Linked DNA regions of Mus musculus: region 2 is linked to region 1. Evidence: chromatin loops called from intact Hi-C (ENCODE). Cell type or tissue: gastrocnemius. All regions are shown on one strand. Links, peaks and the distances in the headings refer to the core of each region. The heading gives the core; the rest is flanking DNA.

Region 1 (4,385 bases), core at 258-4,257:
AAACAAAAAAAGATAAAGAACGTGAGATTTGGAGGTAAGAGTAAGTTCCATGGGCTGTGGGGACAGCCTGGACAATGATAAGTGCCCTGTGCTTTAATTGCTGGTCTAGCCCTGGCTAAATCCTCTATTTCTTTTCTTCTCATTGCATTCTGGCACCAGTCCCATGTAAGAGAGATGCTGTTTTGCTCCCATTTTCCAAAAGAAAAAACTAAGGTTCAGAGGAGTATCCTTGCTGGCCAGGGTCCTACCATGAATTGCTTTCATAGAGTATTCATAGAATCTACAAGGACTCACATTAGAAGATGGATGGAGAAAGGTGGGAGAAACCAGTGTGGTGGCTCACACCCTTCCTCTCAGCATTCAGAAGGCAGAGGCTGGATGAACTCTGTGAGTTTGAGGCTGGACTGGTCTATACAGTGAGTTCCAGAACAGCCACGGCTATGCAATAAGATCCCATCTTAGCCGGGCAGTGGTGGCGCACGCCTTAATCCCAGCACTCGGGAGGCGGATTTCTGAGTTCGAGGCCAGCCTGGTCTACAGAGTGAGTTCCAGGACAGTCAGGGCTGCCAGAGAAACCCTGCCTCAAAAAAACAAACAAACAAACAAACAAAAAAATCCCATCTTGTCTTAGTTAGGGTTTTACTGCTGTGAAAACACCCCATGACCAAGGCAAATCTTACAAAGGACATTTAATTTGGGCTAGCTTACAGGTTCTGAGGTTAAGTCCATTATCATCAAGGTGGGAACATGGCAGCATCCAGACAGGCATGATACAGGAGGCGCTGAGAGTTCTTCATCTTCATCTGAAGGCTGCTAGCAGAATACTGACCTCCAAGCAGCTAGGATGAGGGTCTTAAAGCCCACACCCACAGTGACACACCTACCTCAACATGGCCACACCTACTCCAACAAGGCCACTCCCTGGGCAAAGCATATTCAAACCATAACACATCTCAAAAAAAGAAAAAAAATGGGGGAGTGGGTCCTACTTGGGGTTCTGTCTCCAAATCTTAAGCCCTGTGGTTAATGGTTGAAAGAAAACCGCCCTAGAGAAGTTAGTGGCAAAGCCAAGGTCCCTTAGGCCATTTCATAGGCCTTGGAGGAAGGGCAAGTTGGTCCCCAAGAGTCCTAAGGGTAGAGGCATCAGAGGGCTCCCAGTGGCCCCAGGGAGAAGGTTCAGGCTCCGGCCATAGCTAAGGTACTCTCTTGTGTCCCAGCAACAAGTGGCCTCCCCAGAGAATACAGTTCTAGCAAACTCTGGTCCCTAAGAGCATTTTGAGGATAGAGGAAGGGTAGGCCAAGGGCACAAGCCTGACTGTAGGTATGCTGGGCACTACTCCCAGAGATGTGCCACTTTCTTCGGGCTCGAAACTTTATCCCTGGGGGGCTGGAGAAATGGCTCAGCAGTTAAGAGCACTGATTGCTCTTCCAGAGGTCCTGAGTTCAATTCCCAGCAACCACATGGTGACTCACAACCATCTGTAATGAAATCTGATACCCTCTTCTGGTGTGTCTGAAGACAGCTACAGTTTATTCATCACATAAAATAAATAATTCTTTAAAAAAAAAAAAAAAAAAAAAAACACCTTTATCCCTGAAGGTACATGCAAGTGCTCCTAGTAGGCCCTCTTGACTCCCGGCTCCCTGCTGTCCTTTTCCCTGCATACTATCCCCAGTCATGTCCAAACTGGAACCCAGAGCAGAAGTTCTAAGCATCTGTCTGTCACTGAGCTGTAAACCCCTGAACCCTTGTTGTTCTAAGCTCTGGGAGTTGGGGCTGAAAATTGCTATCACACAGTTGCTCTGAGAGATGAGGCATTGGGGGCACCAAAGAATAAGTATAAGGAAAATAAGTTCTTTTTGGGTGCCCAGGAAGAACTTGTTCCTATGCCAGAGACCTTGGTGATGGCATTCCTTAGCTTGGTGCCCCTGAGGAGCCCCTCCCCTGCAACACCAAACCAAAGGCTGGTATATTGTCCACCACTAGATGGCACTGTTCTCCTTGAGCCCTTCTTGCCTGGTGGTCAAATGGGGTTTGGGAAACTACAGAGATCTTCAGGCGGTAATACAAGTACAATCCTGGCCATGAAATTAGTGTCACATGAATAGCTCCTGCCTATTTCTGTTGCCTCCTAAGCATTTCTTGGCATTGTGGCATTCATCAGTCAACTAAGCTTGCATGAGCCACGACCCTGTGTTTACAAGAGTCCTCCACAACCATCTAAACTGGCGTCATATCATCCCTTAAAACAGGCAAATACTCCCTCATCCCCAAAACAAGACAGGCTCTTCTGTCCACAGAGGTGGTCTCTGTTCCCCATCCTAGGAACAAAACCTTTGCTGGAAAGATCCCTGGGCCTAGAAACCCAGGCCTAGGCTCTGCCTTTAGTAGGGCTCTTTCCCTGGCTGGGATGTAAGGTAGTTGTTGTAGGTAGTTGTAGGCGGTGGTGTAGTTGATGCCTATGGATCTGTTCTTCTTTAATGGAGTTCTGATTTTTTTATCTGACATGCACACCTACTTGTGCACACACAAACTCCTCTATTCTCTCTTCCCTAGAGCTGACCCACGACCTGGAGATGAGAGAGGTCCAGTCTCACCAACAAGGTAAGAAAAATAGCTCTGGGCTGTGGCGGGAGGCACAGAAGGTTGAGTTTCTGCAAGCACTCTTTTTTTTTTTTTAAGATTTATTTATTTATATGTAAGTACACTGTAGCTGTCTTCAGACACTCCAGAAGAAGGAGTCAGATCTCATTAGAATGGTTGTGAGCCACCATGTGGTTGCTGGGATTTGAACTCCAGACCTTCGGAGAGCAGTCGGGTGCTCTTACTCACTGAGCCATCTCACCAGCCCTCTCCAAGCACTCTTAAAATGTCTTATATATTAGTATGGAATGGGACACATGGAAGCCTGAGAGTTTCTGGGAGTCAGTCAGCTCTCTGCTTCTAACAGTTGGGTCCCAGGGATCAAACTCAGGTCTTCAGACTTGACAGCAAGCACCTTTACCTGCTGAGCCCTCTTGCTGGACCACATTTGACTACTCACTATGTTGTCAAGGATGGCCTTGAACTCTGCAACTTCCTGCCTTTGCCTCCAAGAGCAAAAAAGGAAGCTGCCCAACACTGACCTCTGGCTTCCACAGTGACACAACAAACATAAACATATACACACACTGCACACACATACAAACACATAAATGACATAATGAAATTTTAAAAGATTTTTAAGTCTCACTTGGGCCGGGCATGTGCTACACATCTTTAATCCCAGCACTCAGGAGGCAGAGGCAGACAGATCTGTAAATTGTAGGCCAGCCTGGTTTACGAAATAAATTCCAATATATCCGGGGCTACATAAAAGACCCTGTCTCAAAACAAAAATGAGGAGGTGCTGTAGCAGTACTGAGTGACAAGATTAGGTCCAGATTTAATGTAGGAAAGAAGAACGTCAGCTGGGAGACCTGGAGCTGGGTCGTCGGGCTACCTCCATGTTCTAGCAGTCTTCAGAGGACTCTGGTAGAATCGCTCAAGAGAGGCAGAGGGGTGCCTGAGGCTTCAAACAGTTTCTTCATCATACTATATCAAATTCAAGGCCAGCCTCAACTACCCAATGACACCCTGGGACCATCTGTTTTGTGTTGAGATACTGCCTCACTCTGGAGTCCCAAATGGCCTAGAAATTACTGTGTAGAGCAGGTTAGCTTCAAGTTCATGACCATTCTCCGGCCTCAGCCTCCCAAGTGCTGATATTACAATCATAAACCACTATGTGGGTGCCAGAAGAATTCATAAGAATTAACAGAAACCTGGACATGAGGGTGCACGCCTTTAGTCCCAGCAGGTCACCGGAAGAGACAAGAGGATCTAGGTGAGCTCCAGGCTAGCCTGGTTTATATAGCAAGTTCCAGGCCAGCCAGTGCTTTATAGTGAAGTCATTGTTTCAGGAGGGAGGAGGGAAGGAAGGGAGAAAGGGAGGGACAGAGGGAGGGAGGGAGGGAGGGAGGGAGGGAGGGAGGGAGGGAGGGAGGGAAAAACATACCGATGTGTTAAGGTTCTTACACATCAAGAGCAAGGAAGGCTGTGAATTTTTTTCTTTTTTTTTTTTTTGTTTTTTGTTTTTGTTTTTTTTTTTTGAGACAGGGTTTCTCTGTATAGCTCTGGCTGTCCTGGAACTCACTCTGTAGACCAGGCTGGCCTCGAACTCAGAAATCCGCCTGCCTCTGCCTCCCGAGTGCTGGGATTAAAGGCGTGCGCCACCATGCCCGGCTTCTTTTTTTTTTTTTTTTTTTTTTTTGGTTTTGGTTTTTTCGAGACAAAGTTTCTCTGTGTAGCCCTGGCTGTCCTGGAACTCACTCTGTAGACCAGGCTGGCCTCGAACTCAGAAATC
Region 2 (4,385 bases), core at 133-4,132, 220 kb after region 1:
TGACCCCAACTTGCCCTGCAGGGCCAGCACTGCCCACACTCACATCCCAGGCTCAGTCACTTTGTTAGGTTACACAGCTGAGTGGGTGGGGTTGGCAGGGGTGAGGGTGGGGTAAGGGATCGGGAGAGGCAGTTTGGGCTATGATGGCCTCTGCCTCTCCCTGCTGGAGCTCAGGGGCCTGGTACCTGGGCTCTGCACTTTGCCACCCCCAGCTGCAGCCGTCACTTGTTGTCTATGAGCATCTGCACCTTGTGGACCAAGTCCCGGGCAATCCGCAGGATCTCCTGGGCATCATGCCGCTCAGCCCGCTCTGGGGAAAACATGGAGAATTATGGGAGGTTGAGAGGAGCCCTGGCTGAAACCTCTGCTTAGTTTCCACCTGCTGTGCTCTTGATACCTCCTATGCGAAGTGATCCTAGAATTCTTGAGAACCCTCCAACTCTGCCCAGTCCAGGACTTGAGGCCCCATGCCCCCTTCTAGGGCACATCGAGAATGGCTGGATCAGCTCATACCGTTGAAGAATTTGATGATGTCGGTGAAGTCCATGTTGTTGTCACGGATAATCTCTCTGTAGGCCTCCACCAGGGCCAGGGCGATGAACAGGACAAAGTGCTCTGAGGAGATGCGCCTGGCTGCCCAGATCACTTCCCACACTGCAAACACGTCCTCATACAGCAGCTCTGGGAACAGGAAGGAGCTGCCACTTGATCCAGGCACGGGGCTTGATGGGGACACATGGCCTCAGGCTCCAGCAGCTACATTCTCCCTCCGGCACCCAACCTGGCCCAGCCTGGCTCCAGAATGGGGGAATCCATCCCAAGACCAAGACCCCACCCCCTTCTTTGGCTATCTCTGCAGATGCTCCTCATTCTTAGTGCTCAGGGGAGCTGGAGTTTGGACAAGGCTCCAAAGACCATCGCCTGTGACATAACGAGCAGAACAGTGGTGTGGAAAGGCCTTTCGAGCGTGTGAGCACATACATGTGCAAGTACATACATGCAGCAATTGATTTGGGGCTCTCCCGTTCCCCTGACCCCAGTCCCAAGTCCCACTTTTTTTTTTTTTAATTCTTTAAAAGACAGGGTCTTGCTAGCTGAGACTGGTCTTGAATTTCTAGACTGGGCTCTGATGCCTAGATACACCCACTTCTTACCTCTTTTAAAATCCAGCAGGAACCAGCGATAACAGAAATAGAAGTGGGTATAGTCTCCATTTTGATGCATCAGCTCAAATAGCTCTGAGTCCAAGATCTCATGAGAGAGGGGGAGAAACACTGACCTGAGCTGCTTATGTGCAGCCCTCATGCTCCCTCCCTCCCCCCCCCTCCCTCCCTTGGCTGTAGCCTTTCTGCAGCAACTCCAGTTTCTGGGCATTTGATTTAATCACTAACTTCACTTCTCACCAAAACAGGCTCAGGCATGTGGGCACACTGCTCCTCAGTGTGTGACACGGATAACTGTATCTTTCTGTGTGGTGCCGGGAGTGAAACCCAGGGCTTTTCATGTGTAGGCAAGCACTTTACCTGAACTAGAGCCTTTGTTTTTAAACATTTAAATTGATTCATTTTTTAATGCTTTATTTTTAGTTTATGTGCTTTGCCTGAATGTTCGTCTGTGTGAGGGTGTTCTGTCCCCTGGAACTGGAGCTACAGACAGTTGTGAGCTGCCATGTGGGTGCTGGGAAGTGAACCCAGATCCTCTGGAAGCCCCCAGCTAACTCAGTGTTTGCATATTTGTGCCTACATGTACTTGTAGGTGACCATGGGCATGTGGGCACACTGTGTGCTGGCCAGGGGACGACCTCAGGTGTCATTCACTGCTGCTCTCCACCTTTTGTCATTCTTTTTTTTTTTGTTTTGTTTTGTTTTCAAGACAGGGTTTCTCTGTGTAGCCCTGGCTGTGCTGGAACTCACTCTGAAGACCAGGCTGGCCTCGAACTCAGCAATCTGCCTGCTCTGCTAGGATTAAAGTGTGTTTGTTATTCTTTGTCATTCGCTGGCCTTGAACTCAAGTAGGTTGTCTGGCCAGAGAAGCCAGGGATCTGACTGGCTTCCCCTTCCCAGGGTCATAAACTACTATGTGGCTTTAAAAACAAAACAAAACTACAGGAGTCAAACTCAGTTCCTAGACTAAGGTATTTCTCCAGTCCTTTTGACTTGACAGGTTCTCGCTCTGTAGCCCAGGTGCACCTTGAATTCATAGCAATCCTGATCTCCCTGCCTCGAAATCCCAAGTGCTGGGATTACAAGCATGAGCCTGGCAGTAATGTTTTGTTTTGTTTTAAGTGAAGGAAATTCAGGGATGGCTGGTGGTGCATGCCAGTATCCCAGCAGTCACGGAAGCCAGGCAAGATTGCTGCAAATTCAAGACCAGCCCCTTGGTAAATAGATATGTGAAATAAAAAGTTTCCATATAAGGACACTTCTGGCCCAACCTCTAGCCTCCCCATGGCCGATGGGCACGCCTAGCCATGCCCAGCCCCCACTTACCTGGATGAGGGAGCGCATGTTGGCAAAGTGGCTGTCCATGGCACCCCCACTGGGGAAGTTCTGGCCCATCCTCTTCATGAGGTGGCTGAAGCAGCTGTAGGCCAGCTGGTCTACGAGGAGACGGGAAGGAGACTCCCATGACACCCAGAGGGCAGACTGGCTAATATTCTCCCCGCTTCCAGACTCTTTCTCCCATTTTGTCACACTGAACCCAGTTCCACTTTGGGATGCCTCACACCCCATCCCTTACCATTGTCAAGGATGACCAGGAGAGGTGCCAGGAGATCACACATGCCCTGCACGTAGCCCATATCCAGGTGCTCCCACACGTAGCTGAAATGCCAGGGATGGTCACTGTCGCCAAGTCAGTCACTTTCTTGGGGACTGCCATGAACATGGCCCCTACAACATTCTGTTTCCCACAAGTCAGCCTTTCTTTCCACAACCCTGATATATTTACTATAGCTCTACCCTAGGAGGCAGTAGGAACTACCCATGGCCCTTGTGCCTAGTGAGGGAAACCAAAGGCCACCACCATCTGATGTGAAGGGCAGTGGAGTGAAAGACCCCGGGGATGCAGTGGGGTGGGGGGCTGGCCCTGTGGGGACAGTGCTCTAGACAAGATGCAGGGAGACCTGACACAAAACAATAGGTAAAACCCATGGCCCAGGCTGGGTCCCCAGGTCTCCCACTGCTTGCCCCCAATGGTACCTGCACATGATGTCTCTGAGCCTCTCGAGGTTGGAGGTCGTGAAGTACCAGTAGTTGCGGTCACATCTCTGCACATCCTTGTCTATGCGGTGCAGATTTAAGGCCACGGTGTCCAGTAATTCTATCTGGAAAAGGGGTGTCCCTCAGAGGTAAGGCTGGCCAGCCCCTCCCAGGTTAGGGCAGGAGATGATACCCAAACAAAGAAAACTCAGCCAACAAGGACCCAGAACTCTAGTGATGCTCGGAGAGCTCTTTCAGGACAGACACACCATCCTCTCTCCCCTCTCGGTCAGTCCCCAGATTGAGTGTGTCACTGACGGCAGGATCAGGGAGCATCACGTACAGTATAGGCTGCGGCGCACACAGCTGCGAGCTCCTGGCCTGCTTCAAGCTCACTGGCAGGTGCAAGCGTCTCCTGGCCTGGATCGTGGGGTCCCGGGAAAGTGTGGGCTGCAGTGGCTGGACCCTCGGAGCCATCTTCTCCAGCACCGTCGTCTTCAAAGCCCACACTCTGTGCCTCATCTAGGCTGGACTGGATGCCTGAGGCCACAGAGTAGTTGCGGGAGGAAGGCAGCCCTGAGTCTGGAGAGTCAAACTCCACAGACTGCTGCTCTGCAGCTGCTATGCCCGGGGTCCCAGCTCCTGGCTCCTGTTCCCGCTTTGGTTTGGAATCTTCCAGGTCCTGAGGTCCAGAGGGCTCAAGATCATCCACAGAGATAAATACCTGGTGGGGATAAACAGGTGGCTCCATCCAACACTTCAGGATCTCCCCAGTTAGCATGGAGCTGGGAAGAATTTCCTTCACCCCCTCCCCAAAACTCCCAACACTGCATCCCCTGGGTGCCAAACTGGTTTCTGACCCAGCCAACCAAGAGAAGAACAAGGCTTTGGGCAAAAAACTAGACCGGCCGTGCTTGCTCCATGTCCTCCACAGCTCCAGGAGACTGCTATAGGAAGGGAGACAGAGGCCCCTAGGTTTTTTGGTTTTGTTTTTCCCAAGACAGGGTTTCTCTGTGTAGCCCTGGCTGTCCTGGAACTCACTCTGCAAGCCAGGGCTGGCCTCAAACTCAGAGATCCACCTGCGTCTGCTTCCCAAGTTCTGGGATTAAAGATGTGCATCACCACCACCCATATTTTTTAAAAGATTCAATTTTTATTTTTAAAAAATGCGTTTGGTGGATGTAC

Evidence for each region. Peaks named below come from ENCODE experiments on the same cell type or tissue, not always from the same donor. Only the 100,000 strongest peaks of a DNase experiment are listed, where the experiment ranks them.
Region 2: a loop joins it to region 1, with 4 times the contacts of the local background. A loop is called at or near these places in 11 of 42 quality-filtered maps.

What each region holds. Positions count from the first base shown.
Region 1 is chr11:74,632,684-74,637,068 of GRCm38, forward strand. Ccdc92b (coiled-coil domain containing 92B) reads left to right here. Exons shown (of 4, transcript NM_001013784.1): 3 at 2,558-2,605. Among named protein-coding and RNA genes, the nearest start is that of Gm50590, 14 kb to the left of the region's middle. In gastrocnemius, for the core only: a CTCF peak has its summit at 1,977 (motif pointing right); a DNase peak (open chromatin) is centred at 1,980.
Region 2 is chr11:74,850,586-74,854,970 of GRCm38, forward strand. It overlaps Sgsm2 (small G protein signaling modulator 2), which reads right to left. Exons shown (of 23, transcript NM_197943.3): 17 at 3,544-3,924; 18 at 3,201-3,325; 19 at 2,740-2,822; 20 at 2,490-2,599; 21 at 1,155-1,251; 22 at 514-681; 23 at 1-310. The coding sequence ends at 222. Among named protein-coding and RNA genes, the nearest start is that of Mir6926, 15 kb to the right of the region's middle. In gastrocnemius, for the core only: no CTCF peak of the experiment used is centred there; a DNase peak (open chromatin) is centred at 2,528.